Regions from separate parts of the Homo sapiens genome. Here region 2 is linked to region 1. The links are chromatin loops, found by intact Hi-C in ENCODE. Cell type or tissue: heart left ventricle. All regions are shown on one strand. Each heading gives the region's core, and the rest is flanking DNA. Links, peaks and the distances in the headings are about the cores only. Region 1 overlaps ATF6 (activating transcription factor 6). Region 2 overlaps OLFML2B (olfactomedin like 2B).

Region 1 (16,510 bases), core at 3,243-11,242:
ATCATTTTTCTATTTGAAATCAGAATGACTTAGTATTTGATGTGGGGAAAGGCAAGACATAAATGTGTTAGAAGACATTTCTGTCTTCTCTTGAAAGACCAACTCATCCTGTCACTGATTACTGTGTGACTTTGAGCTAAATTACAACACATTAGTAAATACAGAAGAAAATAATGAGCAATGCCACATCCCTTGCATTTTTTAAAGCAAGGACCACCCTAATTGACAGTGAGATCTTTATATTAATTTTCCCATTTAAAATAGATAATATTCAGTGTTCGATGAAGAAAGAATTATGGGGTAGATTATGAAATAATAATTGGAATACTATTACTGTTAATAGTAAAAAATGTCTGAACTATACTGTTGGAATAATAAGAGTAGAAATGAGTAAAATTAAGTATTTACAAGGTTTAAAGTATTTTGGAGTTTTGTTTCCTTTTTTAAAAACAAAATGCTTTTTAACTGTTCATTGCCTATATTACCAAATAGTTTTAAGTTGTACATTCAGGTTCAGCTCCCCTTTTTTGAGTACCCACCATTTATGTTAAGTATATTACTGGGTTCTTTAACAGATATAATTGCATTTGGTCCTCATAAAGCCTATGTGAGATAAACATTTTCCCCATTTTACAGCTGAGATAACTGAGAAATTAAGAGAACCACAACTGAACTTTCTGCATGGTCCTTTGAGGTCATTTTTCTGAAAAGCAAGTGCTAACTTTTAATAGTGTCTTTAGCCTTTCCCTCAGGCAACAGCGTATGACTAAGTCAAGACAGCAGAACTAAATACGAGTTTATGTTACCATAATTTCAGAGTAACAGCTACTGTTTTATGTTCTGGTCATCTATTACATAAATATTTAATACTGAGCACATAATTTGGCATGATGGCAGCAAAAAGATGTCTATCCTGGAGTTTCCATGATAAACCAGAAAGGCTTTTTTTCCCCACCAGTATGTTAAAATATGGAGAAATAAATTAGGAGATGGTAAGCTATAGCTTTCTTATCATCTTAAGTTTACCTAATTAAAGCACTTTAAAATAAATTCATTCCATCCAAATTTAGCAGCCATCTATTGCAAAGTTTGCTTCCTTTTTCCATGACATTTAAATATACAAAAGCCTTTTTTTTAAAAAAAAAAGCATTTTTTAGTAGGTAAATGTCAGTCACTTTCTTAAACTAGCCTGTCCTAGACCAACAGACCAGTTCTACTTTCAAAACAAAACATAGCATTTAATAGTAAAAATAAACTGTCTTCTCACTAATGAATTTACTGTCTGCATTTCCATAGATGTGGCCATGTGTTTTCCCAGGAAAACTGGCTTGAACTCAAACTAAGATAGCTACTAAGATCCATTTAGACAAAGTGGGCTATAAACATGAGAAATCTTCCGCCCCCTATTCTGTGTTTGGTTAATTTTGCTGCTCTCATACATTCTAGCAATGTACCATTCTGTTCTCCCTTTTACTCCAGGGAGCCTCATTTGGCATATAGTTAGTCATACGCATACACCTTTGAAAACAGTCAATGTAACTCCCAGTTATTAAGAACCTGATGGGTGCTAGGCATTGCCTTATGAACTGAGAGGTACAAATATGAAAACTATATAAAAGCTCCTGCCCCAGATAAACTATGATACAGAAGAACATTTGTTAGCTACTTTTTAGGTGCTGTGTATCAATCAGTTTTCTTAGTTTCAGGTGACAGAAACTAACTCTGGGTAACTTAAGTAGAATTTCTAGGAGGGCCAAAGAATCTGACTTGGAGGTACGGTAAACAAAAACAAAGTCCTAAATTACACCACAGAGCTGGACATAGACCATAGCTTACATCAGTGATAGTGCTGATCCTGAACTGTACTTCCAGAACCAAAGCCATGGCTGGCCCTTGCAACTAGATACCACTCCTTCTAGGCCTTCTAGGGCCACCCTTCTTTCCAGAAGAGTCTCCTTTGCAGTCTGGAGCTGGTGCATCTGTGTGGCAGAGCCTAGGCCATATGCCTGTACCCTAGTTACAAGGAAGTCTGGGAAATAAATTATCTGGTACTTTATACACTTAACTAGTAGGAGGTCAGCTCTATCTCACAAGATAGGAGGTTCTGTAAACCTAGGTATGCAGTCAGGCACTAAGTGGCCAAAAACTTCTATCAGCAGCATTTTGAATAATCAGAGAAGATTCAACACAGGAGATGAGAACCAGGAAACAACAACCAAAAAAGAAATATGGTGAGTTTGGCCTTAATATCACAAAAAGATGAAAAAACAATGTGTTCCTAAACCAGTTTACAAACCCACAGTTAGTGAAAGGCTAGGTGATAGCTTATATTCTCCAAAGTTATAAAGTCCTAAAGAATGTAGCCTCTACTTGAGACCCATTTGGTCTGTGCAGGTACAGGCACTATCATCTCTCTCTGTAAAGGGTCAGTATGATGTTTAGGAAAGCAGCCCACATTTGGAGTCAAAGCCTTTTGTTCTTACCCTGCGCAGCCCTTAACCAGATGTGTGACCTGTAAGCAAGGAGTTCAGTTAGTATCCTCATCTATAAAATGAGAAGGTTGAGGTAGGTGATCTTTAAAGTTCCCCCTTGGCTCTAAAGTTCTATACTTTGTACATGATAGGCCAGTGACAACTAATGTTTTTACTCAAGCCGATTGTATGTTTTAGAAGGCAAATAAATTATGAGCTTATTTTTTGATGACAGTACATTTTCATAAACCCAAAATAATTAAATCTCCACCTCCCACTTAGTTTAGTTGTTTTGGGTTTTTTAAAACAATTTTATTTTCCCACACAGTACAGTTTAAGCATTCAAGTTGCAGCAGGGGAAATACTCATTGAATTTGTCATCATTATTTTTGGCTTCTATCTTTATGAGAGCCATTTTAGTTTTCTAGTTTCAGTGATCTATTTTTTAGATTTTAAGCTACAATATATTTTAACATTTGAGTATTAAATTGCATTTGTCATAATGAATTAGAACCTTACGTTTCTTTCAAAAATAGCTTTATCTCAATATGAAATGCAAGATTATTCACATTTATTATAAAGAGGAGAATTTTTGAGACATTCTATATCCACTGGTCAGTTACTGTTTTGATTTGGTGATGGAAAATCATAGCAAATTGTACATTTAAAGTAAACCAAATAAATAACTTTATGCAGAGATAGAGATTGAAGTAGCCATTTGGAGATGAGAATTTTATCTCCATGCCTTCAAGAAAGACCATATGTAAACCAGGTCAGAAAAATAAAAATTACACCATATTTATTTTAATAGGACCATCTTAGAATACAAGACATAACACAAGAGAATTTATTTCTGGAATGACGTGAAGGAATTTATTATACAAACTGCTCCATCTAAAACATGTTCCTAAAATGTAGGTTCGTAGAATTTTTTTTTTTTTTCCCCTGGGGACATAGTTTCACTCTGTCACCCAGGCTGGAGTGCAGTGGTGTGGTCTTGGCTCACTGCAACCTTCGCCTCCCAGGTTCAGTCTCTCCTGAGTAGCTGGGATTACAGGTGCACACCACCATGCCTGGCTAATTTTTGTATTAGTAGAGACGGGAGTTTCACCGTGTTGGCCAGGCTGGTCTCAAACTCCTGACCTCAAGTGATCCACTCGCCTCAGCCTCCCAAAGTGTTGGGATTACAGGCGTGAGCCACCGCACCTGGCTGGTTCCAAGAAATTCTAATATTTGTTCTGTTTTTAAGGAGAAAAATTATTGAACAACTTACCTCTAAACTATAGTCCTTTAATGATAAACACTACTGTTAAAAAATTCTTATAATTAACATAATCTGATATTGTTACTTAAGTCTTTGAAGAAATAGAGAAAAACTGGCTAACATCCCTTATGACTGCATGTTTTTATATATTAAATAGCAGTATCGAATTGCCTTCCACTATCTTTTTCAGACGAAATAATATATATTTAAACCTTGCAAGCCTTATCCTTTTTTATACTTCTTTTTTCTAGAACAGCTTTATTGAGTTATAATTCACATACCATACATTTCACCCATTTAAAATCTATAACTCAGTGGTTTTTAGTACAATTTTAGAACATATCACCCCAAAAGAACCCATCCCCATTAGCAGTGACTCCTCATTCACCCCTTTCCCCACTCCAGTAATGCTGAGCATCTTTTTATGTGTTACTGGCCATTTGTATATCTTCTTTGGAGAACTGTCTATTCAAAACATTTGCCCATTTTTTATTGGATAATTTATCTTTTTATTGAATTATAAAAATTATATCTTCTAGGTACAAGTCACTTATGAGATATATGACTTGCAAATATTTTTACTCATTCTGTGAGTTTGTCTTTTCACTTTCTTGAGCAAGCCTTATCTTGAGCAAGCCTTATTCTTAACTCTGGTTAAATTTTGGTTTTCTGAACATTTTGCTAAATTTTCTAAAGGTCTCCAGTTGTGGAGTAGCCTGAAATGAATACTTTATTTTTTGAAAGTGGAACTAAACTCTAATTTAAGTCTATAATAGAAAAGAGTAATTGCTATAGGAACCAACATTTTTTTTGGTTGTTTACCCTGTGCCAAGCATTGTGCTGAGTGCTTTGCAACCCTAAAATATAGGGTTGTTATTCCTGTTACATAGATGAAGAAACAAAGGCTTGAAGAAGTTAAGTAAGTTGCACAAAATCAAAAAGTGCTAATAAATGGTCAATTGGAATGACAATGCAAGTTATTTTTTTTGACCAACTTTCACATTTTATGTGGGGTGTTTGTATTCCACTATTGTACTTTTTAAGACAATATTATTTTACAGCCTCATTTTCCATCCACTACAATCCCTAGATTTTTTCAGGCATATTGGAACCGAATCATTCACTTCTGTCTCTTTAAAACTGGAATTTCTTGGTTTCTGAACCAAGAAATTTGATTTGATTTCTATAGCCTTTTGATTTTTTGACTGTCCCTTCCAAATTGGCCCTTTTTAAACAAATTATAACAATTTTCAAAGCTAAAAAAATTCTAAAGGTAAACTTGCCATTAAAATGATTAAATGTAAATTGCAGACCATTTTAAATGTCTTTTTGATTAGCTACTATTAAGAATTTAGCTGATCTACTTCATTAAAATGTTATATTAGCTCAATGAATAATTATATATTTCTGTGTAACAAATTACCCCCAAAACTTTAATGGCTTAAAGCAGCATTTGTTATTTCACAGTTTCTTTGGTTTAGGAATCCAAGTAGAGTTTAGCAATGTGGTTCTGCTCTAGGTCTCTCATGAGGTTTAAGTCAGGCTGCTGGCTGGTGCTGCAGTCTCATTTTTGGGGAGGATCTATGTGCAAGCTCACTCGTATGGTTGTTGGGAGGATTCAGTTCCTTTTGAGCTTTTGGACTGAGACCTGCAATTCCTCACTGGCTGTTGGCCAGAGTTCTCCCTCAGTTCCTTGCCATATGCGCCTCTCTATGAGACAGCACATGACATGGCCTCTGGCTCTGTCACAATAGCAACACAAGAGAGTGTCCAAGATGGAAGCCATAGTATCTTTGTAACCTAATCTCAGAGTTGATATATCATCACTTTTCCCATATTCTACTCATTAGAAGCAAACTATTATGTTCAGCCCACTCTCTATAGAAGGGAAATACCAAGGGTATGAACACCAAAATATGGAGCTTACTGAGGGCCATCTTAGAGGCTGCCTGTCACACTCAGTGAATCTATTGTTTAATCATGGAGAATCCAAAAGTCATGGTGTTTTTATATAGAACATTGATATGTACAGTTCCATCCTGCAAACAAGTGATAATTTTATCTGAAAATATATAAGGAAGTCTCTCCATCCTAAAATATGCATATGTGTATATGTATTATTTTTAAAGCATCTTTAGTCTGCATATACATTTGCTACTTATTAATCTGTTTTATCAAGAGACAACATTAAAGTTGTAAGACACAATTAGAATAGAAAATTTTATGTGTAACTTTATGTTCTCCCCTTGACTTATAAAGATTGCTATTGAATTTTAGTATTGGAAAACTTTGGCCAATGTAAAGATGATTTTAATTTGAACATGTACAACATGCAAAAGAATATTTTTTCTCCTTAAATCATACTTTAGAAGTCAACCCTAATTTAACAAAATAGGTGATCCTGAATGGACTTTAATTCATTTATTCAGCAAGGCTTATTGAATTACTCTTCTAACTCATCATGAGTTACACTCATAATAAAAGTCTGCACTCCTAATTTTGGCCTCCCATAGCTCAGTCAATCTCTGTCTATGTTTCCAGTTTCATTTCCTATTGCCATCTCCCTTAACCTTCCACTCCAGCACAGTTTTTCTTGCTCCTCCCCATGTTGATGCTCATGCATGCCTCAGGGCTTTTCCATCTTCCTGAAAACCTCTTACCCAGATCGTTACATGGCTCGCTTCACTTCATTTACTTCTCTGCTCCAGCATCACTACCATAAAGAAGCATCCCACCAGCACTCTTCACAATACAGCAGGGACCATCAAAAAGCAAGAGACACAATAAAAATGATAGTTGAAAAGATTAATCTCATGACAGTGTACAAGATAACTTGTACGTAAACAGGCTGGATTAGACATGGATGAGTGGGGGCCACAATTAGGAACTTTCACATTCATTCAGGTGTGAATTGATAATGATCCAGTTATGACCACCTTGGGCATGAGTAAAGCTACACAAACATTCTCCCAAAACCAGGTCTTCCCTCGGATTTGTGATGCCGGTAAATTGTTGCCACCTTCCTCCATCCTCCTCTAACAGAGCCATTTCAGAACCAAAACTTTTTAAAGAAAAGTTTGAAAAAAATAAGAAGCACCAAAGAATTAGCAGGAAATGGTTAGGTTTTAGGACTAGAAACCACAATGCAGTAGGGGCTCTGCAAGAGGAAGGAGTGAGTGCTTCAAAGTGACATAGCAGCTGTGTGCTGTTGTGCCTGAGACTCCTTCCAATCCTAGATGTTTCCTAGTGGTGCTGGCAAAGCTTCTGTTGGCTGTACCACATTCTTTCCCAATCCAACTCCCTCTATGTAAAGTCTCATAATTCTAAGGATCCTGGGTTCAAATGTAAGTTTCTTCCGTAGTAGTTACCATTTGGGTGTTTCTGCTTCTTCTAAACTCCCTTCTAATTGTTTTTCCTCTTGTTTTTAAGCTAGTGATTTTTTCCCCTGTATTTTACATATGCTTATGGAAAGAACAGATATGTTTTCATGGCACTTAGCATGTTATAAATGCATTGTTTTCCATGGAGTAAGATCATTCTACCACTGAGAGCATTAAATCCATGTTCCTAAGGTAACCCATGTTTTCCTAGAAACAGGGGAAGAGTCATGACCAACTTTCACATTGTCTGCTTTGTTCTTGGGGTATCATCCATTGTGATAACCATTCCCAAGAAGTTTCCTCCCCAAAACAGAATTACTTCTCTGCCTACCCTTGATTCAAGTGACCTTTCATTACAGATAATCTGGTTTTATAGGGAAATCTAGTAGGTTCTGCACTCAGTTGTAAAGAAAGACAGATGCAAATGGGTTTCAGTAATTGGTACAACATTGTCACAAAGCTCTTTAGATTAGCAAGTACTTATAAACTAGGTGGAATATTTTTTATTCCATGTTGTTAATAAGAATGCCCTAATCCTCTTTACACACTTGAAAATATCCAGGGAATGCAGAGAGAGACAGACAGAGAGATAGACTCGTATGTAATCATGGACTTTTGAGATAGGTAGGTATAGATGTTCCTGTAAACTAAGCGTTTGTAGCCTCCCAAAATTTATATGTTGAAATCCCTACCATACTGTGATATGGAGCCTTTGGTATGAGGTCAGAGGCTTCATGCATGGGATTAGTGCTCTCATAAAATAGGCCCTGGAGAGCTTCCTCACCCCTTCTGCCATTTGAAGACACAGTGAGAAGATGAATATCTGTGAACCAGGAAGCAAACCCTCACCAGACATTAAATCTGCCAGTGCTTTGATCTAGTTCTTCTCAGCCTCCAGACTGTGAGGAATAAATTTCTGGTTTTTATAAGCCATCCTGTCTATACAGTTTGTCACAGCAGCCTGAACAGACAGAGACAAGTGTAATCCCATCTTTTCCTTAGCTGTATTATTAGGTTAGTGCAAATGTAATTGCTGTTTTCGCCATTTTAATGGCAAAAATCACAGCTACTTTTGCACCAACATAATATTTGCTCACTTTTCTCTGTTGTAATTTTCTCATATGAGACTGTAGGAAAGAATGATTTAATATATTCTATAAAGTGCCTAGTAATATAATAGGTCCAGCATATGAAAGCATTCATAATAGGTTCTCAGTAAAGAGTGGCAATGCTCGAGCATTTCTAAAGAAACGGAATTGATTATATTCCATTCCTTTTTCAGACAGTTATAAATGTTAGAAATTTCTTTCTGTTACTGCTCCAGAATCTGTGCTTTTCAATTATTGGTTCTAATTCAGTATTTTTAGGCCTCAGAGAAAAAGCCTTAATGCCGTCTTCACGTGGTAGGCTACCAGGTCTTTGAAGATGGCCATTTTGTATCCCACATCTTCTCCACATCTGCTCATAGAAATACAGTTTCTTCATTTGCTCCCTTATGGTTTAGGTTCGAAGCAACTCAGAATGGAACACAACGCTACTGGTGTGTTAATTAGCAGGTGAGAATGGAACTATCACCTTTTTTGTTGTGTTCTTAACACAACCTTAGTTGGCATGAATTTGAGGAGCAGTTATATTTCACCTTTGACTTGTCAAACTTACACTTGACTAAAACCTACAGATGTTTTTCTTTTTAATTTTTTTTAATTTTTAATTTTTGTGGGTACATAGTAGGTGTATATATTTATGGGGTATGTGACATGTTTTGATACAGGTGTGCAACATGAAATAATTACATCATGAAGAATGCAGTATCCATCCCTTCAAGGATTTATCCATTGAGTTGCAAACAATCCAATTATTACACTCTTTAAGTTATTTTAAAATGTTACAGATGTTTTTCAAACATGTCTCTGTTCTACCCTATCTCTCTCATCATATATTTGTATGGGATTTTACATTTTGACATATTAAATTTCATCTTGTTGGAGTTTGCTCGTTTTCTTCTTACCTATGAAGCTGTTTTGGGACCCTAACTATGACAGTAAGTCACTTGGCTATGCACTTAATCAGCATGTGTTTAATATCCACACTCACATTTTTATAAATATTTAACAGGAAGGGAAATTTATACCTCCAAACCCACTCTAATCCCTGAACTCCAAATGCATGTAACCAACTGCCTGTTAAATATCTTCACTTAGATGATTCCTGTCAGTTCACACTTAACCAAACTGATTTCCACCCTCAACCTTCTCCTGTAGTCTTCTCATCCTAGTCACAGTGAAGCATATCCGTCCTTCACATTGCACAGCCAAAAACCTTCCTTGCAGTCATCCTTGACCCATTTTGTTTCCTCCCACATCCCATATCTAATCCCTCAGCAAACTCTACTTCACAATGCATCCTGAGTCATACCTTTCTTACTTCTTACCTTCTTGCACTACCACTTTGGACCAAATCATCAGAAATAGATTCCTAACATTTTCTGTATTTACCCTTACATTCTTTAGTCTTTTTAAAATATTGACGCTAGAATGAACCTGTTAAGACTTAAATTATGTCACTCCTACTAAAAATACAAAAATTGGCCAGGTGTGGTGAGGCATGCCTGTAGTCAGTCCCTGCTACTCGGGAGGCTGAGTTGGGAGAATCACGTGAACCCAGGCAGCGGAGGTTGCAGTAAGCAGAGATTGTGCCACTGCACTCCAGCCTGGGCGACAGAGTGAGACTCCCTCTCAGTTAAAAAAAAAAAAAAAAAAAAAAATCACCTTAATGCCTTTTATCTCTGGTTACTTCAACACCATAATTACCATAAATAATTCATCTCTGTTGGAATATTTGTGTCCCATTAAAATTCGTATGTTGAAATCTCTTCACTAATGTAATGATATGAAAATCAGCCTTTATGGGGGTGATTAGGTCATGAAGGCAGAGCCCTCATGAATGGAATTACTGCTCTTATAAAAAGACAAAGGACTTTGCAGGGACGTGGATGAAGCTGGAAACCATCATTCTCAGCAAACTAACCCAGGAACAGAAAACCGAACACTGCATGTTCTCACTCATAAGTGGGAGTTGAACAATGAGAACACACGGACACAGGGAGGGGAACATCACACATCGGGGCCTTTCGGGGGGTGGGGGACAAGGTGAGGGATAGCATTAGGAGAAATACCTAATGTAGATGACAGGTTGATGGGTGCAGCAAACCACCATGGCACATGTATACCTATGTAACAAACCTGCACGTTCTGCACATGTATCCCAGAACTGAAAAGATAATAAAAAAAAAAATCACGCCACTCCTCTGTTCAGAACTTACCAGTAGCTTTCCATCTCACTCAGAGTCAAAGCTAAAGCCCTGACAATTGCCTGCACAACTCTACATGGTTCTGCCTCCCCTTCCCACACATGTACACAAACACATTTGCTTTTCTGACCTCATTTTCTAGCCTTCTACCCTTGCTTCCTCCTCTGCATGCACAGAGTCCTCTTTGCTGTCCCCTGAACATGCCAGGCATACTCCCACCTTAGGGCCTTTGCATCTACTGTTCGCCTGTCTGGAGTGCACTTTCTTCATCCCATGCACTATGAATCTTCCTTCTGCTCTCATTTTTGTTTAAGGTATTATATGAGACTGTGCTACTAATAGAAATTATAGGGCTCTTTTGGCTAGTGTCAAGTATAGATTTGCGTTTTGGACTCACATAACTGAATATGTTAGAATTACATCTAAAGAAATAATTGCCTATAAATGGAGTATTGTGTGTGAAGAGTTAGAGTCCTGCCCCATCTCCTTTCCTATTAAATGATAGTGATTTTCACAGTATCTGAGATAGCCCTTTGAATATCAGAGAAACATAAGAGTGTAAAGATTTCAAGGAAATGGTCATATTTTTCAGATGAGAAAAGTTCACCAAAGATTTTACCCATTGGTGCCAGAAATGTAAGGCAGGCAAGAAGTTAGTAGAAGAAAGTCATCACACTGTAACAATTATTTTTTTTAAGTTGTAGGCACTGATTTCCAAATGAGTTCCATAAACCACTGCTATTTCCATTTGTAGTATAGCAATAGGTTGTGATACTAACCTTAAAGGTCTCAAGTTCAACAGCTTATTATGAGGAAAGCTGCCATTCCTTTAAGAAGGTGAGTTTCTATTATCTTTTTAAAGAGAGAATTACTCCTTTATAAAAATGTAACTTCTTCATACTGTATTTCAGATCTCTTGCTTTTTAGTAAAACTTTTCATTGCAGTGGGTTTGATAATAATAGTGCTCACTTTTAAAAAATTCCCTAAATTTTAGTTTCCCCTCCAGTCACCAGCTCACTTTTCTGTGATCCTCTTTAGCAGAACTCCTTAAAAGACTCATCTATACTTGCTGTTTCCTCCTTCTCTCCTGCTGTTCTCTCTATAACCCACTCCAAATAGGCTTTCATCTCGTCGCTCCACTGAAACTACTTATCAAAGTTTCCATCACCGTCATGCTACCATATTATCTTCTCCATCCTCATCTTATTCCCAGCAACATTTGACATCACCTTGGAACACTTTATTTACGTGATTTCACTGAGACCTCCTGTCTGGTTTTGTTTTTCATCTTATTTCATTAGATGCTAGTTCTCAGTCTCATTTGACTCTTTCTCTTCTCCCAAACCCTATACATTGAAATATCCCAAGGCCTAGACCCTCTAGTCTTTGGCCTAGGTGATCTTTTTTTATATATGTATTTTAAGTTCTAGGGTACATGTGCACAACGTGCAGGTTTGTTACATATGTATACATGTGCCATGTTGGTTTGCTGCACCCATTAACTCGTCATTTATATTAGGTGATCTTATTCAATCACATGGTATATAAATTACAATATAGGCTACTATGACAGAGGCCCCAGAATGAAGGTGCCTAAACAAGATGAAAGTTGATTTCTTTTTCCTATAAAAGTGTGGGAGCTTGTCCAAGACTGATAGGATAGCTTGTTAGTACTGGAGACCCACGCTCTTTCTTTCCTGCACTCTGCTGTTCTCAACATGCTGTCTCCATCTTCTGGTCCCAGATGGCTGCTTCAGCCCCTGCATCCTGTCAGTATTCTAACCAGCAGGAAGAAGAAGATAGGAAGTGAGAACGTATCCCTTCCCTTTAGGACTCAGAAGTTAAACATGTTTCATCTGCTCTCATTTCATTGGCCAGAACTGAGTCACATGATGATAACTTGCTGAAGAGAATTTAGGAAATATAGTCTTTAGGTAGGTAGCTATGGCTTCCAGCTAAAATGGAGCAGTTCTTTTACTAGAGGAAAAAGAGCGTGATGGATTTTGGAGGACAGGGAGCAGTTTCTGCTGCACATGGCTTTAAATACTATCTATGAGCTAATGTCTCCCAGATTTGTAGCTATTTCCTGAGTTCAGGACTCTTTCCTCAGCTGCCTCCCTAACATTCTCGAACACCTGCCTGTTCAAAATTGAACTCTTCACTTTTCTCCCCAAACTCCTACCCATCTTAGGTCTCCCAGGTGCTCATGCCAGAAACTTAGAACAGTCTTGATTCCTTGCCTTCTCTTTCATCCACTTTTGATCCATCTGCCAATCCTATTAACTTTACCTTCAAAATGGACTCCAAATCCAACCACTTCTCATCAGATCTATCTTCCACATTACCACCAATGACTTATTTTAATAAAATACATATCCCCATCCTGTTTCTTACTTCCTTAAAACCTTCCTCTGTCTCCTTATTGCCTTTGGGATAAATTCTAAACCCTGTGTGAACCAACTCTTTCTATCTCTCTGGCCTCATTTTCCCATTTTCCACTTATATTTTGTATTTCAGTACTACCTAGCACAACACACCTCATGACTTGATGTATTTACTAATGCTTATCCCTCTGTAGAATTTCCCCCACCTCAGACCTGGCTGAAGAATCCCTTAGTCTCAAGTGTCACCTCCTTCAGATCTTTTTTTTTTTTTTTTTGAGACAGAGTCTTGCTCTGTTGCCCAGGCTGAAGTGCAGTGGCACAATCTTGGCTCACTGCAACCTCCGCCTCCCGGGTTCAAGCGATTCTTCTGCCTCAGCCTCCTGAGTAGCTGGGACTACAGGCATGTGCCACCACACCCAGCTAATTTTTTTTGTTTTTTTTTAGTAGAGACAGGGTTTCACCATGTTGGCCAGGATGGCCTCGATCTCTTGACCTTGTGATCCGCCCACCTCGGCCTCCCAAAGTGCTGGGATTACAGGCGTGAGCCACCGTGCCTGGCCAGAAAATGTTCTTTGTCATCTCTCCACCTCCCCAGGCTAGGTAGGCACCTTCCTCTTTATTCTTGTTGTACCATATGCATACCCGTATCACACCTATCCTGGATGATACCAGTTTACATAGCTGCCTCTTTTCCTAGATGCAAGTGCCTTGGTCAGGGGCAAGGGCTTACTCATCTCTCAGTGCCCAACACATAATAGCTGCTAAGTAAATATTTATGTAATTGAATCATATTGATCATGGGAACAAACTCCCATTGGGAGAGCATCACCTCTGCCTTACATATCTGAGAAAAGCCCTTGTTTATTGTACCCTATCAACTGAATCTGCTGGGCTATATATTAAAGTGGGTATTTTAGGCCCTGCTTAAAAAATAAAGGTTAAATTGAGCATATTCATTGCTCTGTTAGGATTACATAATGCCTGATAGTGCAAAAACATGGTTGTTGACTGAACTTTACAGTTGTCTGGGGTTTGTGAGGCCCAGCTATAGTCTAGGTAGCTTTGTGTGTTTGAAGGTATTCTGACTAGATGAGTCAGTAGTTTAAAAGTAACAAGTCACTGTTGGTCTGTGGGAGAAGTTGTGTGGACTTAGACTTGCCTTCACTGCTTTAAAATCTTGCTTTTTAAAAAATCCCAAGAAAGGTAGGTTCTCTTTAAAAAGTTTATGGCCTGTATTTGCTGTCATAAACCAACCCAGTTTTCAGCCTTTAGCCGGGCTCCGCTCCCTTAGAGATGAATGGTAACCCATATAAACTACATGGCGATTCTAGTTGTTTTTAGTCAGGAAAAGCCCCAAGGTTTTTATTAAGAAGCCCAGAAAGAAGAGATGTCAAGGATTCCGGTGAGAAGTACTATGTTATAAGAAGCAGATTAGGATAACTTGTCTTAAAAATGAAAAAGGGATGAGAAACTTGACAAGTTTTTAGTGCTTTCTTAGCACTAAATGATGACTTAAAGAAAGTTTAGTCCTTGCCAAATTTTCCCCTTTGGAACTGTTTCCACTGTGTGATAGAGATCTGCCGCTACGAGCTTGTCATCATTCTCATCCACTGTCTTCTTTGTCTTCTTCGAAGTCACGTCCTACTCCTCTTCCTCTTATCTTCTTTTTTTCGGCGGGGTGGGGGGGTTTTGTTTGTTTGTTTTTTGCACTAAGTCATAGAACTGAAAAGACTCTGGGTAATGTTTTCAAAATAAAGCCACATTGTTTCCAATACAACAGCTTTCTCTGGGTTCTTTCACTGCCTCCTTAATGTAAGTCTTAATCACACTTGTATTAACAGTAGAAACACTCTGCAGTATCTCGTTTCATACAGTGGTGTTAGAAGCATTAACTCCTCAGCCCTCATACCATCACAGGAAAACAGCAATCATTGTTAACCCCCATCCATTGGGGAGATGAAGAAAATGAGCAAACTATGAAGAATGCAGTTTATTTCGTCTCCATAAGACTGTGAGGCAGTGGAAGGTAAGGGCTAGACCCCAGGATGGCTGATTCCTAGGGCTCTTTTCCTGTGCTCCAGAATGCAGTGACACCTTTCAGTTGTTGCTGTATTCAGAGGTGTGTGTTGCATGTGATAGGTACAGTACTTGACATTATTAACTCTTGCAACCACCCTATGGGTTAGGTATTAATATCCCCATGTTATAGATGAAGTCTGTGATTCCAAAGCCTGATGTCTCTCCACTGTGCCACACACACTGACTCCACACAATAACAATTACTCCCATTTCATATCACTTGACATCCTGAAAGTCCTCCACAAACATCATCATATTTAATCCTTAAGAACTTTGGAAATATCAGTGATTATCACACACTTTGAAATAAGCAAGTCACTAATCAATGTGATCTTATTAAAATTTAAGTCAGTTCATGATGCTACTACTCCGACCTTCCAATCATGTCACATCTGTCTAGAATCAAGGCCCAAATCTGTGTGACCTGTGATATGGTTTGGCTATGTCCTCACCCACAGCCTCATCTTTTTTTGTTTGTTTGTTTGTTTGTTTTGAGACAGAGCCTCACTCTGTCACCCAGGCTGGAGTGCAGTGGCGCAATCTTGGTTCACTGCAACCTCCGCCTCCAGGGTTCAAGTGATTATCCTGCCTCAGCCTCCCAAGTAGCTGGGATTACAGGCATGCGCCGTGACACCCGGCTAATTTTTGTATTTTTAGTAGAGACGTGGTTTCACCATGTTGGCCATGCTGGTCATGATTTCCTGACCTCGTGATCCGCCCACCTCGGCCTCCCAAAATGTGGGAATTACAGGCATGAGCTACCACACCCAGCCCCAAAACCTCATCTTGAATTATAATTCCCACATGTCAAGATTGAGACCAGGTGGAGGTAATTCGATCATGGGGGCTGTTTCCCCCATGCGGTTCTCATGATAGTGAGTCTCACGAGATCTGATGGTTTTATAAGCATCTGGCATTTCCCCTGCTTGTACTAACTCAGTCCTGCCCCCTTGTGAAAAGGGTGCCTGCTTCCACTTTGCCTTCTGCCATGATTGTAAGTTTCCTGAGGCCTCCCCAGCAATGTGGAACTGTGAGTCAATTAAACCTCTTTCCTTTATAAATTACCCAGTCTCAGGTATTTCTTCATAGCAGTGTGAGAACGGACTAATACAACCTGTAAGGAGAGTGGTCCGCTGGTTTCCTCTCCAGCCTCATCGCCTCCTACTCTTCCCTTGATTCTCTCTGCTTCAGTCACACTGGTCACCTTACTATTCCTCAGATACTCAGGGCACGCTCCTGCCTCAGGGCCTCTATACCTGCTCTTCCCTCTATATGTAATGCCCTCTCCCCAGACACCTGCTTGACTAGCTCCCCCAGTTCTGCCAGGTCTCGAACAAAAAATCACCTTTTCACACGCACACAAAAAGCCATCTTGCTGGTCAGGACTTGCCAGACCACTCTTTGCAAAATTCCAGTCTAGCCCCTAACATGTCATATCCACCTTCCATGCTTTAGTTTTATCCTTAGTCTTTATCATTTTCAAACATACTGTGTATTTACTTACTTCTCTCGCTTACCATCTGCTCACTAGAATGTGAATGCTGTGAGGGTAGGGCTTTCATCTGTTTTGTTGTTCACTTCTCCACTCCAGCACCTGTAACATACTGGGCACATAGCAGGC
Region 2 (16,510 bases), core at 3,233-11,232, 75 kb after region 1:
ACAGGCCGACATGCTCGGCTGTGCCTGGGGCAGCCCCAACTCCTGCTCCTTGCCCCTCCCTCAATTCCCTGTTCTTGCTGGTGATGTAACCTCCACCTGAGCTGTAGGGGATATCTGGTTGGTGGAGATGATATTTTAATGAACACCTATTATGGCCATGTCCCTTTGTATTATTTTTAACCCTTACAACAATGGGGAAGGTAGATACCATTATCCACACGTCACAGATGAGGAAACAGAGGCTCAGAGTCGTTCAGCAATTTGGTTGAAAGTCAATCAGTTAAGTGGCTGAGAGGGGCAGTTCTTAAGTCACACAACTCAGGTCAGCCCCAGGCTGCCTGCCCTCAGAGCCTGCCTCTTCCTTCCATTAAGCCTCTGCCTGCAGCTGTGACCACAGGACTAACTTGCCTGCCATCCAAAAACTCGCCTGCCTGCCCTAGTCCTCCGGGTCATGGTCTGGCTCCTACCCAGCAGACTTGGGAGATCCCTCATTTCCCACTGGGAAGAGCTGCTCGGCAGGCTGTCAGGAGACCCTGGCCACAGCCCGTGACTCAGACGCTGAACGGCATCTAATTACCGGACCCTGGTCTCCCTCTGCATTGCAAAAGCAGGTTGTCATTTCTTCGCCGCAAACCCCAGTAACTGTCTTTAATTCCAGGCTCTCAGGGAAGGGTGGGAACTGCAGTGCTTTCTCCCAGCCAAGGAGATGGAGCAAGACCATGGACAGCCCTTGCCAGAGAACATATAATTTCCACGGATCCACTGGCGACAGGCTGCACTGGGCGGCAGCGGCCCCCTCCAAGCTTCAATTTCCTTTCTCTATGAATCCAAGTGTCTGCTGTATGACTTCAGCTCCTGGAGTCGAATGTTCCTACTTCCACCTTGCTCTCTCCACTCTCACCCTGCTCTCTCCACTCCCAACCCAGCCCCCAGAGCCCCATGCCAACCCCTCAGGCAAGGACCATCTTAGAGAGAAGCCCTCAACAAATTAACACTCACCATTCCAAGAAAGCTCTGACATTATCTACAGGAACCCTGAAAATGAACAACTAAACCCAGCGCCCCTTCCACCCGCTTTTTGGCATGGGGTTCACAAAAGAGAGGGATGGCAAGATCCTGCCTTGGGGCCTCCGGCACCACTTCCCCTTTCTGCCCCACCACCCTGGTGGGGAAGGATTGTGCTAACTTCAGCAGCCTGATGAATGGGGACTGGAGGAGGGGAAGGGACTTTGCTGAGCAAGGAGAAAAAGGGTTTGGTGTTTTTTATTTGGTTTGCTGTTTGCCCTCAGGAAATCTGAGCTGGGTTCCCGAACATACCACATAATGTGTCATCAAGACAACAGATGCACTCTTAAGCTCAGCCGACTGGGAAACTGGAAGCCAGAGCAGGAAAGGGGCGCCTGGCTCCACTGGGCAGCTGAGCCACCGATGCCAGGTGGGCTGAAATAAGAGACACTGAGCCCAGGTGTAATGAGTGGGAGCCTTCAAGTTCCCTTCCAGCCCAAATGTCTTCTGGCTCCTTGGTTTATGAGCTCATACCCACTCAGAGATGATCCACCAAGCAGACTAAACACTTGCTCAGTAGCCAGCCTGTCAGGGACACCCAAAAATGAGAATCAAAATAATTTCTGAAGAAATATGATATTTCCAAAAAAGCACCAAAGTAGTCATCATGGGCAAAGCCAGAAAATTATTGGCCTTTCTTATATCTATTTTATGGTTTGGAATTTTTATTTTGAGTTACATATTGGGGAGGGTGGAGGCACCATATTCTTCTCAGGGCTTGTTACCTCAAAAGCCCCAATCTGCCTGCAGTCCTGCCTTTGGAACATGTGTGCCCAAGATCCCCAAACCCAGCTGCTGCCTGCCTGGCACCCTTTGATGAACTGCCCTACCCAAGAGTTTCAAGCCCACACACCCAGACTTCCTGCCTCTCTTATCTCAATTCTTAATGGCCCAGGCAACACAGTCCTGCACAGCAATGCTTCCCAAAAGTTCTTCATGTCACAGCATACAGACAGACCAGCTCAGGGACTCTAGCTGTCCCAGGCCCTGCTCAATCCACACTCAGAACGACTCCCCGAAGCCGAGGGGATCCCTCAATGGCCCAACTGGAACCCACTCCCTGGGCACCAGTGTGCCACAACTCTGCCATCTACCATCAACCCCTGGTAACCAGTTAAAATGAGCAAAGTCTCTCTTAAATGCTGCCATCCCCTGGCTGCCCAGTGACCCCTTTTATAACACTTGATCCAGACCCATCTTGCTAATAATGTGTCTTGCTAATAGGACTCTTCAAGTCCTGCCACCAAAACTTACCTGTTTCCTCTTCCTTTTGGATTATCTCCCAAATTAATGCCTATTTCTTGGACAACAATTCAGTAAATAACCCAATACATTAAATGGTAGCACTTAACCATTAGTACATAAACATAACTTAGTAGTAATTGGAGCCAAAAGAAACAGGCACCAAATGGGGAGGCATTTTTAAGCAAGGAGGTCTTTTGGTATCACTCAAATCACATTAGGCAGCAATCCATTCATGGGTAACTTCGTGCTAGGGACACAACTGGGTAGGAAGAAACAGAGGTTTGAGACCCTCTGCCACCACTTCCCAACTGAGAGAGGGAGACCATGCTCATAGCTGGATCTGTTTCCTTATCTGTAAAATGAGGCTATTGATCTCCGTCTGGCCTGCTTTTCTAGAGCTGTGACGACAGCCACATGGTATAGTTATGAAAATATGTAGTAAATTACAAAGTCCCCTATAAATGAGGAGGGATGGAATATAATTTGTTTCCAAACTGGGGCATTTTTTAGAGTAAAAGAGGGTGCTACTAATAACCATGCCAGGGCCAGGTACAGTGGCCCACGCCTGTCATCCCAGTGATTTGGGAGGCTGACGCAGAAGGATTGCTTGTGGCCAGGAGTTCCAGACCAGCCGCATTTACAGAAAATACATAACAAGACCCTGTATTTACAAAAAATAAAAAAATTTTATTACCAGGCATGGTAGCATGTGCCTGTAGTCCTAGCTAATCAGGAGGCTGAGGCAGGAGGATCACTTGAGCCCAGGAATTTGAGGCTGCAGTGAGCTATGATCACAACACTGCACTCCAGCCTTGGTGGCAGAGCTGGAACCTATCAAAAAAAAAAAAAAAAAAAAAAAAAATCATGCCAGGACAGCAGGAGTAAACCAGGATGGTCCCAGACAAGCCAGCATGCATATCTTCCCTATTTACAAACACAAGAGATGTTCACAAAGGTGGGATATCAGATCTTGAAAAAAATGGGGGCTGGGACTCAGACTCAGATTTCAGTCCTGGCTTCAACACTCACTGATCCTCTCTGGGCTTCAGTGTGAAGTAAAATGGAGTCAACTGCTCATCAAATCTACAGAACCTGCAGAACAATTGTATGGATGAAGCGAGCTCATCTCTGTGAAAGGACTGAAGCCTGAAAAGTTCTATGCAGAGGAGAGATGCTGATATCACACTTCCAGGGCTTGTGATCAGAGGCCCTTGGAGGCTGGGGCTATACCTCTGGGTGGGCGTAGGCTGCTGCTGCATCCCTCTGCAGGGCTGAGCGGATGTCTGGCATGCTATCTAGGATGTTTTCAGAGCAATTTTCTTTGCCTCGCTTATTCATCTCGGTTCGAATTTCTTCCATGTCCTCTTTGATTTGTTCATTTTCCTTGGTGAGGTTTTTAGACACTTCCTGAGAAGGAAAAAAAAAAGATGATCCATTAAAGCACCCTGAAGACAAGCAGGAGGCAGCTAGCAGCCATCTTCGCTCAGAGCACACAGACACAACAGACAGGCTGAGAAATCATCCAACAAGTGATTGGGGCTAGAGAGTGTGCCCAGCCCTGGGCTGAGCACCGGTACCAGGTCTCCTGGCAGTATTTCCAGGGCAGCTCAGCGCTTGGATATCCAACTACAGAAAATACTGCCCAAACTACCATAGCTTTTCTATTAATAACATTGACAAGTCTCTGGGCCACCAGGACACCAGGTTCTTTTTCTGTCCTTTGTATATAGTCCACTCTTATCCAGTGTTGAAGAACATTAAAGAATTCCATTCACTCGCATCCCATACATCTGAACCAGTAGCTCAGTTAATGAAAGAGGGGCTTTCTAAGCAATTTTGGAAGAGGTGGCCAAACAAACAAAACAAACAACAACAACAACAACAAAAAACTACTCTGCCTTTTTAGTGAGCACAAACCATTCCCTGGTACTTTAAAAGCATCATTTACATAGAAAATTGATAGGCTGGCTTCAAACTTTCCTATTTACCCATAAAAACAGTTTCACTAAATGACCCCTCACTTGGCAAATTAGCCATGTTCCAGACCTGGTTCATACCAGAGAAGATCAAGGCTACATTTCATTCAACCAACACTGGTGAGTACCTCTTGAGTGTCTAAGTGTAGTGCTACAGAAAGAAAGGCTGTAAGTATCCTTGGGGTTCTGGATCTGGGTGGGGTGGGAGAGATGGCAACTATAACTGGAGACAGACAAACCATGTCAGGTTCTGTAAATACCAAATGTGAGGTTTCCTGAGTTCAGAGCAGGAGGAAAGTGGAGGCGTCCCAGGTAGCTTCCTAGAGAAGTTGAACACTGAATGGGATTTAAATCAAGGAAAGTTGTCGACAGCCTTAGAGGTGCCCCTTTTCCTCTAGTTATTTTTAAAGAGATTTGACTATATTGAGATCCAACTTTGGCCCTCATTCTAAAGTTTCCATGAGCATCTACATTCTTAAATGTGATGTTCTCCTTTGGGCCCTGTTTATGAGGTTGAGGAAGCAATGATGTAAAATAGAGGATGTGTTTGCTTTCCATCTTTCTTTAACAAACAGACACAGGAAGTGTAAAAGCTGACATTGCCAGGCACAGCTCTGCAGCCTGGTGGGATGCTACTAACATCCTAGAGGGAAGTCCCAGTAGTGCAGAGCCAGAGGAGGTGGGCATATCCAGGCTGTGACACCCAGACACCGCGGCTCCAGAGTCTCCTACAGGGGCTGCCCAGAGAAGCCCCATAGGTGCTTGTTAAATGAACCTGGCTCCCGAACCATCAGCCATGCCATTCTTATGGCATTTCATCACATGCCAGATCCTGAGTGCTGGAAGGGCTCAGTGTGTTCCATGGCACTTAGGCTAAGCCAGCCTCTCTAAATTGCACAGAATTAACTGTGAGAGCTAAGTTCCATGAGAAAGAGATCTTGTTTTAAGAATGCTCAGAATGAGTGATCTTCCCGGGTGCGCAGTCACTCCTAGGTGTTATCTATCAGGCCGTCAAGTGTAATGGGTAAGAGCATGGATTTTGAAGGAAACCGGTTCATCCTCCATGCTGCTATTGCTAGATCTGAGATCTCAGGCACATTACTGAAACACCTCTGCTTCAGGTTCCCATCTGTAAAGTGGGGATAATACTAGCACTTTTCCTATGGGTTGTTAGGAGGATTAAGTGAGTTAATATATATGGATGTGCATGAAACATACCGGACTAAGTGGCTGCTATTTTTCATATAATGTTACAGCTGGAATGGACCCAAGAACTCATGACTAACCTCTCATTTCACAGAGAGGAAACTGAGGCCCAGAGCAAGAATGTGACTTGCTCAAGGTCACTACAAAAAAGTGGCAGAGTGGAACCAGCACCCAGCCTCCTGGCCCTTGCTTCTTCAGCTCACCTGCTGGATCACTAAGAACACCAGGAGAGGATCCCGGCACACAGACAGCTCTCAGCAGCACCAAGCATGTCAAAAAGCCGGAGAATACTTACAGTTTGGGTTCAGGATACATGACAGGATATGCATAGATGCTGAGAAATACAGAAATGTTGGACTCTCATAAATCCTCACTATTCAAAGTGTGGTGCAGAGTTCAGCAGCATCAGCATCACACAGGAGCTTGTTAAAACTGCAGATTCCCAGGCCCACTCAGACCTGCTGAATCAGTATCTGTATTTTAACAAGATCCCCAGATACTCTGTGTACACATTAAAGTTTGAGAAGCACCGCCCTAAGTGGAGAAAGCTTGGGGCACAGCTGCTTGAAAAACGGACAGAAATGTGTGAGAAGGGCTGTTTTATAGGAGCTGAGTTCTTTCTGGGACTGACGGGAAAAGTTCCTGGCCCCTTAGTGGGATTCAAGCATTTCTGTAATCCATCAGCACCTGCTGAGAGCAACACCTGTGGATGCCCCTCCTGTAGCTCTCACAGCCTAAGACAGATCACCAAGCCCAGCAGGTGCAGGGATTCAATGTGTTACCTTTTTATTAAGGCGTTCACGTGCTCAGTGCTGCACTGAGGGTTCAAGCGTGAGCAAGGCCACTGGGATCCTGCCCTGGTGAAGGGCACCCTCCATGAGGGGGAAGTAGGCAATAGACAAAGAAATAGACAAGAAAATATCAACTAGTGAAAAGTGCTCTGCAGAAACTCTGCCAGGGTGATGTGACAGATGCACGCACTGACTCCTCAGCCAGGTCGATAGGCTTCTCTGAGGAGCGGACTGAGGAGTGTCCACACCTGCGGCCCAGCTCTGGCCCTAGGACTCTACTAAAGGTGGTGACACCTCTGGGTGGACTGACTGGCTGGGCCTAAGTATCCTTATTATTTGACGGAAGATCTCACTAGATTCCTAAACACTGTGCATCAGTGGGTGTGGCACACTCACTGTGAGGCAAAGGGTGCCCCCCCAACCCCGGTCTTAGGGTTTCTAGGGCCCTAGGGAGTCCCCCTTCACATTGATTTATAGTCTCCCATCCCCTTTTGGGTGTCAGTGAGGAGCCATTATTCTGCATTTCCACAGATGAGGGTTTTAGGCAAGCCTGCCCCTGAGAACCCAGAGAAGCAGTACAGTTTATTCCCCTCACGGGAATGGCAAAGCCTGCCAGCCGCCTGAATAAACAAGAGGCTGGCGGTGGCATCACCCCATTGGCCTGCAGGGCTCAGCCAGCTGGTGTCCCCCAGGGCAGCAGCCACAGCTGCCCCTCCTTGGCCACCCCCAGTCAGCCACCTCCAACCTGGGGGTGCTGGCCCTCAAGAGCTCCCCACCTCTCCCTGGGACTCTGCGCTTCTCACACCAAAGGCCTTTGGTGAGGCGATTCTCAGGAGATGCAGGGGATGCCACCTGCACAGGGTACCCTCGATTCTGCCCTGGGAAATAGGTGAACCCCATGACCTCATGCCTCAGGCTCTTCCCCCTGGGACAGCTGCAACCATGACATTTCTGGTGTGTGCAACTTGGCTCGTGGGCAGTGCTGGCAATGTGGCGGCAGAGGTGGGAATCGTGCCTATCTGGCAGAAGCAAGTGTACCCATGGCCCCTGCCAAGGATCCTGGCACACTGAAGAAGAGGGAAGGGAAGAGGGAGAAAGAGCAGACAGATAGAGGGCTCAGACAGAAGGCTGGACACAGCCAACTGTGGCAATGAAAGATTTGGGAACGTTGTCATCATGATTCCTTGGGCCAGGCAGAGCCAAGGAACTCAGAGGTGTTCATAGAACAAGTGCCATGTGCAGGAGAGGTATGCAGTTGGGCACTGGAGGGTGCCTGATGGGAACAGGTGTCCACTGGTGCCACACTGCCAGATGGGAACAGGTGTCCACTGCTAACTTCAGCCAGATGCACACACACCAGAGGGAAGAGAACGTGCAAACAAGGCAGGGACCCTTGGCAAAGGGGAACCGGATGCAGGTGGAGTTAGGGGTACAGCCATCAGTCAGCCCTAGTCAGCATGGCTGGTGTTTTGACAAGCCATGTAGGGCCAGCACAACCAGATGTGTAGACCGATGGAATGGGTATGAAGGACACAGACCGTATCCTGACCTTGTCCAGCTCTTAGACACGTGTGCGTGTGCCCGGGTGAGACCGTGTAGTATCTTAAGCCAAAACCTTGGGACCAGGGGAAAGATGACCATGGGGCAGAATTCTGGCAGTTCTCTGTGGTCTCGTTTTTACAAATAGAACCAGGGACAGGGGTGTGGTCGGGGGAGGGTGCTGGCTCTGGAGATCAGGTGTAAACCCACACCACAGTCATGGCCTACTTATATAACCACATAGGGCAAGGGATGAAACCTCTCTAGGCCCCAGGCAGGAAAAGAAGGAATGATGACACCTACCTCACCCAAGCTTGGCACAGAGATGGATAAGGGGCTGCATGTGGTACAGTGCTGGGCAAGGAAATCAGGCTTGAGGCATGTGGGTGAAGCTGGAGTGGGAGGGACCCTTGGGGTCTCCATAGCAGACATGCAGGTGGAAAAGGAAAGGGAAGCCAGGGTTTGGTATGGCTGGCATGGGGAGGAAGGTAAGAACCCAAGGCTGGTGTGCTGTAGAGAGACACACTAGACACCTGTGGGAGTAGACAAAGCCAGACTGCAGGTGAGGCAAACCCTGGCCCCAAGTCACACAGCAGGTGCACACAGCCATATCTAAGGAGGCTGCCTGGGAGGCTGCCTGGTAGGTCCTGTGGGCATCAGGATTCCCTGGCAGATAGCTGGATGCGCACAGGGCTAAGATACAGATGGCAAGCCCAAGGGCAGATGGGACATAGTTTCTCATGGGAGTGACCTGAGCAAGTGTGAGGGTAACTGGACCCAAGGGGGGAGGGCTCGTAGTTCCCATCAGCTCACCGTGCTCAACCTTTGCACCCTCCAGGAGACAGCTACGACCAGATGGCCTGGGACAGCAACCCCAGCTGACAGCTGTCTCCTAGCCCCTGGTAAGAGAGCTGGGGAAGAGAACAGCTGGAAACAGCCGGTGCTCCTGATGGCAGGACAGGCAGGCCATGGCCTAATCCCTCCGACCACAGCTGATGGGAGAGACAGGCAGGCCTGGGTTCAGGGAGCCACCAGCTGCCCCATTGAACATTCATCCAACCAAACAGCTGTGGAGCATCTGTCCCACATCAGGTGCTGGACCAGGGCCTGGGAAACAAAGATGACTTGACCCAGCTTGCCCTTAAGAAGTCCAGGGCCTGGCAGGAAAGTCAAACAAGGCAACAGCAAGAAGACCCAGGCCTCTGGTGATGAATTTCTATATTAGGGTAATCTTACCCCTTAAAATAGAGCCACTCGAGCCATGCACACTTGCACATCCTGGCAGCTCTAAACTGTTCCTAGGCCGACGGATGGAGGGCTGACACTCGCACTGTAAGTCTCTTCAGCCAAGAAGAAAACTTTATATCCCACAATTGCAAATTAGATTTGAAGTATATACAACCCTGGGAGAGGTAATATATTGGCTTTAACTCATATTAAGATGTAAATTGAATTAAATAGTGTTAGGCTGAAATATATTTTAGAAACACTAACTTCGACCCTCTGCCTTTTCACGTATAAGGACACTGAAGTCAGGCCGGGTAAGCAGTGCCCCTCTCCAAGCCTTCACTTGAGGAAGAAGAGTGAAATGACTTACAGCAAACCCCTCGGAAAGAGCAGATTTGATCAGGAGAGTGAGCCCTGGGGGTGTCTCGACAGGGGTGGAGGGTGGAAGGAAAGGTAGGGCTTGGAAAGAGACAGCTCCCCCAACTCACAGCCAAGTCTGCACAGATGAAAATTACGTTTTCCTATTAGCTGGTGAAACGATATATCCCCCAGGGTCAGGAATGCTTCTTTGATCATGCCTTTCAGTCCAGAAACACAAAAGCCACCAAAGCTTTAGGTGTGGGGGAGAAGCCCTCAGCAATGCCTGTGCCAGTACATTCTGGGGAGCGGACCAGTTCTGGGTCTGGTAAATCCATCGTGGACTTAAATCTTCCTCGGAGGCAACATTATCAGGAGAAAAGTCTTCAGCTGGGACACAAGGTTCCCTCGTGCCATCTATGCTCATGGGTGTGGTTTGCAAATTCCAGCAGGTAGATTCGTGAAAAAGGAAAGAGATACACACACCAGAAGGGACAAAGCAGAAACCACGCTATGGAAAGCTTGCAGGCATGCATCTATTTTAAGAGCATGGGCTATGCACCCACACATATACAAAGGCACATGTGTACATAAGCATTTCAAGCACTTATAAACACTTACAGGTATCCTGCAGCAAGGTGGGGGTGGGACATTTCTTCATAAAATTTGCAAATTTTACAGAAATGACTGAAACCAACTAAAGCCTTGATGCTAGAAGATTATTATAATGATCTGTCCCTCTGTTTGTCTTTTTCTCCACTTTAGTAATAAATCTGCCCCTGGAAGCAGTATGTGCTGCTAGGGGTTGAACACCATGCCTCTAGTCCTGCTGCCTTCAGAATCCACCTTTAGGCCTGGCAGCCTACAAGTCTATGGGTCTCTGAGTGCACTCAGAGCCCGGATGAAGTCTTTTCTTGAGCTGAGTGAGTGCCACTGCCAGCTCTGTATGCAATGAACAGGGCTTGCCTTTGCCTTTGGAAGTTACAGGTTTTCTTTCTAGACTTTTAACTCCTATCTCTTCAGATACTTATGTTCTGTGCCCACCCACCCCTCAACTCCAACATGTACCTACACTTCCTGCATGCCCTTCCCCTTCCCAGCCACTCACAGGAAGGAGAGGTCAGCTGGGGTCTATGTTGGACTGCTGACCACCTTGAGTGTTTCTTATTCCTGGAGCAGTTTTAAAACTGGTTTATGAGGTTTCAGACCTCCCCCAGTGAACTGGAAAGATATTTTTGGAGTTAAGTTTCTAGAACACAGTGAAATGACCCTACTAAGTTATAGCCTCCAAATTGACAAAAACTAGAAAGTCTGACAATACCAAGTGTTGGTGAGGATGTGTGCAGAACTTTTATACCCTGCTGGAGGCAATGTAAACTTATACTACCACTTTGGAAAACAGTTTGGCAATATCTCCTGAAGTTGAAGATAAGCATAACTAATGCTTATCTTCTAGTTCCACTTATCTAATGTACCATAGAGAAATGCAGGCACACATGCACCAGGGTACATGCACAGGGATGTTCATGTATAGGAATGTCCATAGGGCTATTCTGATTTACGCATTCAGAAACTGGAAACAATCCACATACCCATCATCAGGAGAACAGATAAATTGTAGTATATTCATACAATAGAATACTACACAGCAATAAAAATGAATGAACCACAAGACACAAAAACAACATAGGTAAATATTAAAAATATAAAGTTGAGTGAAAAAAGCCCAACACACACACACACACACACACACACACACACACACACACACACACACTTCTGTAGGATTCTATGTATTTAACATTCAAAAAAGGCAAAACTATTACATTTAGGGATGCGTCCTTAAACGATGAAACTATAAAGAAAAACAAGGAAAATGATTAACATAAAAGTAAGGATAAAGGTTCCCCTGAGGGAAGGGTATGAGTAGGAGAGAGCATATGGGGGCCTTTTGGGGTATTAAAATTGGTCTGTTTCTTGAGCTGGTTGGTGGTTACACAGGCATTTTGTTCATGGTAATTTGTTAAACTATATTCATTGTTTATACACTTTTCTATGCATGTGTCGTTTTTCAGTATTTAAAACAAAAGCTTACCCAAAATCATTCCACTAAGCAGAGCTGCTCCCAGAGCTGATTTTACCAAAAGGTAAACTCAAAATAGTTCAGATTCCATTTCTCTCTCCTTCCTTCCTCTTTCATCTGCAAATGAAGTTTCCATTCCTACCTCCTCCTATATACCCAAGGTGGAACTGTGGCTATATCCCATAAATGTGTGCTTGCTTATACTGCCAACCATTGATCTTACTCTGGGCAAAATGCCTCTCCAATCTGACCCCTTTTTTGTCTTGTCTGACCTCCAAAGAGCTCCCATTGGGATTCAAGAATATTCAAGGACCAGGAGCAGAATTTAACTTCCATTCCTCCTGCAGAACCGAGCTGGAGAGGGAGTGTTTTTTCAATTTACCCAACATTCTGCCTTTTCAATTACTGCAGACTCCAGACAGTCAGCTGGCATGAGCCTTGAGACAAACTCAAACAAATACAGTGCTCCACTATTTGGGCACAGGGGCCCAGACCCATCTGAAGACTACTGTCACACTTCAGCACCCTATCACCTTAGGCTGTCTGGTTTGGGGAAACCTCCTTCCCGAACTCAACTTTAATCCTATTTAATGGGTCTATGGGATAGAGTCACAGTTCTGCCTAGAAATTCCCCTGGAAGAGCTATTGTTTGAAGTTCCTGTTAAGAAAAACTGATGCTTGCAGGACAGATGGCAATGATTTGAAGAAACTTACGGGGTTGATTAGAAAGAGCCCTGGACCAGGAACCAGAAGGCCCTGTACTTCCTAGCACTGTGATCTTGGTCAAGTCATCTAATTTCCTTGGCTCTCACATTACCCAGGAACAAATGGGCTAAATGTATACAGAATGCTTTACAAAACGTAATATGCTATACAAATGTAAGGGATTATTATTATTAAGGTCCAATCTTTGCTACTAAACATATCACAGCTTTGGCAAGCAGATACTCTCATTGATGTAACTAAAACTGTTTTTTGCAAAAACGAGGTTACTGTGTGACTGTATAGACGATACCACCCTGCTGGGGCACTGGTATTGCATCAAATTCACCCATACTCCCTCCTGAGCAGGGAGGGCTCAGCTGCTAGACAAGGCTGTAACAAGACTGTGGTCCTTGGACAAGCCCAGCCCACTGGCCTTCTCAGAGGCTGAGTACCTGACCTTGGCCTCCAGAGCACTGTACTCTCCCTCCAGATCTATCTTTCTCAAGCTGTGTTCTCCAGGCAGAATGGCAACTGTTTGGCTGCCAAGGTCAGGTAAAAGCAGAAGAGGTTGCTGTCGCTCCTGTTCCTATAGAAGAGCAATCCTTTTCTTAAAGGGGCATTGCACATTTGGATGGTTCTGGGGGCCTAGGAAAACAGAGGCACTTCCCAATATTGGACCTTGGTTTAATTCCTTTTGAATGTATCTGAAAGAACCAGAAAGTGGTTTTAACTAGGAGGAAGAGTCCGAAGCCTGCATGAAGTCCATTAGTAGTGGGATGGTGCTGACCATCCACAATGTCATCATTTTGGCTGTTAACATTGAGGAAGGAGAGACTCAAGATGCCCAGGGTCCTAGTTCTTTGAGAGAACCCCTTGAAGAGAGTGGCAGACAGCGAGGAGGAGGCTGATGCGGTTCTGTTGGCCACTCTGATCTGTGTACAAATCTCAGGATCCAAAACCCTGACCCCTCTCATCAGACCTCATATCTGATGTGATTAAGGACCTACCAACCCTCCCAGAGCCAACAGCCTTATTCAGAAAACATCTCATCATAGCATTGGAGGAGCTAAGCCCAAGGGCGGGTGGAAAAGGAACTAGTGTTCACTTTCCGGGAAAATTTTAAGGGGTGGAAGGAGTGTGTTGAAACTAATCCTTGTAACTTCAGTGTTTCATCATCTTTGTGCCAGCTATCCTGGCAAAGTAATGTAGGAATGTTTGTCCTCAATCTCTCCATGGTCAGAGCCTTGTTTAATTTAACCATTTCAAAGCATTTTCATACTGATTAGCATACTTTGTATCCTCTCAGCAATCATATGGAGTAGGCAGGGTACTATTCTCACTGTCCAGATGGAGAAGGTAGGACATGGCTGCTTGGCAGCACAAACAAAGAGTAAGGAACTCATTCTGTCCTGACTCCAAGCCTGCTGCTCTTTCTGCCACAAACCGCTACATCTACTAATCATAGATCGAAGAACCTTAGCTCTTTCATGATAGCCCCCCAAAAGTCCACTTTTTCATAAGGAATATTGATATGTTTACAGTCATTGTGTTATTAAATTTGCCACTTACAGTAATGCTGTAAACATTAAAGAAATAGATTTCCACTCAGAGCAGCAGCTCTTTGAGTCACTGTTTCAAGTTATCAGTCCAAGAACCAGGTGCGAGTCAATGAAACATATCCATAAAGTTCCTTACCAATAAGATTGAATAATGATCGTTAGTTACTTTTTGGGTGACTACATGATTTCTCATCTATATGTTAAGGCATCACAGCAACAAGCACTGTCAACATTATTACAGTATCTGTAACAACTCCCAGCTCCCTTCACACACCACTAGATGAAAACCACAGCACCACCTGTACCACTCCCAGAGCCCAGTCAGAATAGTATGGTGTCTTTGTCTATGAAAATTGCATGACTCGTCCATTCATTCTGGGCATGACCAGCCTGAATGCTGAGTAGGGAACATTACTTATTAGTAATCATTTTTATGTCTTCTTCCTCTAAAATGAATTTCAGATGGATTCACACACATAAATACAGGGGTATGCACCAGAACAGTTAAGAGAAATTAGGAACCATATACAAAGGAAGGAGATGACTCCACCTTAAAACTGGAGGTAAGATGCTTATTGTACCTTTACATTTCATTGAGTTCTGAGGTCCCTGGAAGTCAAGGTAAAAATGGAAAGACATTGGTTATATGATTAAGGGGATTTTATGAAAAAAAGAAGGTACAGTATTGGCATTTCTACTTAACTGATTTTCTTTGTCACCAACAATTTGGCATAATTTTGAATGAATCTTTTATGTATATTTTCCCTTTCATAGAATAGGATGGGTTAAGTCTAGTCAGCACATGTGCTAGCTGAAAATTTACTGTGGGACGTTTGATATGCTTTTGGGCTCAATCAAGAAAAAGATATAGAAACCAGAATCTTCCTTACCTCCTCCAGTTTATCCACTCGCCCCACCAGTTTGGTGGTGACTGAATGTAGCTTCAGGAGATCCAGGCCATAGAACGCTCCTTCCAACATGTCTATGATTGTGGAGAGCTATGAAACAAGGCAAGGGGTTAGTCCAGGGCTGGGGCACACAGACACAGGGCAGAGTTTCCTTTCAGATCTGCATACTGGGGGCTCGACAGGAAAGCCACTAGCCAGGAATTGAGAGGTTGCCGTGAGAAACACATTTGTGTAGACAGGGATGTAGGCAAGCACAATGGTGTATGTGCATTCTGCCTTCCGAAATGTTTGGGTAAGAAAATGGGAGAGTCCTACAAGAACAAGTAAACCTGAGGTCTAGACCTCTTCACAAACTGTTTATACCTCTTTTATGAAATCTGTCAGTTGCATTGACATCTGTCTTTCCTACTAGACTGTGAGCTCCTTGAAAGTAGTGTCTCAATAGCAAAGACATGGAATCAGCCTAAATGCACATCAATGACAGGCTGGGTAAAGAAAATGCAGTATGTATATACCATGGAATACTATGCAGCCATGAAAAAAATGAGATCATGTCTTTTATGGGAACATGGATGGAGCTGGAGGCCATTATCCTTAGCAAACTAACACAGGAACAGAAAACCAAATACCACATGTTCTCACTTATAGGTGGGAGCTAAACAATGAGAACTCAAAGACACAAAGAAGGGAATAACAGATGCTAAGGGCTGCCTGATGGTGGAGGGTAGGAAGAGGGAGAGGAGCAGAAAAAATAACTATTAGGTACTAGGCTTAGTAGCTGGGTGACAAAATAATCTGTACAACAAACTCCCATGACGTGAGTTTACCTCTATAACAAACCTGCACATGTACCCCTGAACCTAAAATACAAGTTAAAAAAAGAAAACAAGCAAGCAGTGTCTCTGTATCCTTCATCTCTGTTTCCCCAAGATAGCTGGCTCATAACAGGTATTTTTATTCTATAAATACTCAACAAGGTGGCTCTACATGTCAATACCCTGAGGATGTGCTTCTGAAACACTCAATTTCATTGTCTACTAAAGGCTCTGAAAGACATCGACAGGTTCTCCTTAGCACAAAGTGCTAAACTGACCCTGGGCTAAAAGAGGACTCAGCGTCCCATCTTTGAGACTCTTGCTCTATGGCAAGCTGCCACAGTGCACCCAGCCTTCTCAGTTTTTATCAATACCATCCTGCCTGCCAGTACAGAGGCCCTGGCAGGAAGGTGGCCGAGGCTCTGGCGGCACTGAGGGCATGCAGACTGCAGGGTAAGAGGGAAGATGATGAGGGCCAGTTCTTGGAAGTTTACTGGGCCACACTTTTGCAATCTACACTCCCCATTTATCTCAGAGCCTAGCTTCTACATGAAGAAGTCCAAGTATGAAATACTCATGTTTAGAAGGTAAACTCCTTTCTCCCTACCAGAGGAAGAGAGCTGAATCCTGGATAGAAGCCATAAAAAGATAGCTGGCTCTTAGTATGTACTGTGATAATTTCCTGATTTCTAATAGACATTTTGCCTTATAGTGTTCCAGAATTCCCCCAGAGTCTAATCCTACAACTGAGTGAGTGTGGCACTTGGTTCAGAAAGTTGTTCCATGGCAGAGCTGCGGCTCTGGCCAAATCCTGAGATACTCCTGATATTGGTAAACACTACTCTGCTGAAAGAGACACTAATGATTACTAGTCACTGAGTGAGTGCCAGATGCCAGCAGCGCTTTACATAGTCATCCATTCATTCATTTACATGGTCATGCCTAGCTGAATGTCTGGTATCGTGCCAAGTACCTCCTAGTTGTTATCTCATTACTCCACCAAGTAGATGTTATTATTACCACATGTTATTCAA

The links. A loop is a pair of places that touch in the nucleus more often than their neighbours do. Peaks named below come from ENCODE experiments on the same cell type or tissue, not always from the same donor. Only the 100,000 strongest peaks of a DNase experiment are listed, where the experiment ranks them.
Region 2: it touches region 1 in a loop (1.8-fold over the local background); 3 of 110 quality-filtered maps call a loop at or near these places.

The regions. Positions count from the first base shown.
Region 1 is chr1:161,927,492-161,944,001 of GRCh38, forward strand. All of the region lies in intron 15 of ATF6 (activating transcription factor 6), which reads left to right. Among named protein-coding and RNA genes, the nearest start is that of OLFML2B, 88 kb to the right of the region's middle. In heart left ventricle, for the core only: no CTCF peak of the experiment used is centred there; no DNase peak of the experiment used is centred there.
Region 2 is chr1:162,002,757-162,019,266 of GRCh38, forward strand. OLFML2B (olfactomedin like 2B) reads right to left here. Exons shown (of 8, transcript NM_015441.3): 3 at 14,644-14,751; 4 at 3,541-3,717. Among named protein-coding and RNA genes, the nearest start is that of OLFML2B, 13 kb to the right of the region's middle. RefSeq lists an enhancer at 119-620. In heart left ventricle, for the core only: no CTCF peak of the experiment used is centred there; DNase peaks (open chromatin) are centred at 7,270 and 8,798; H3K27ac peaks cover 3,065 bases.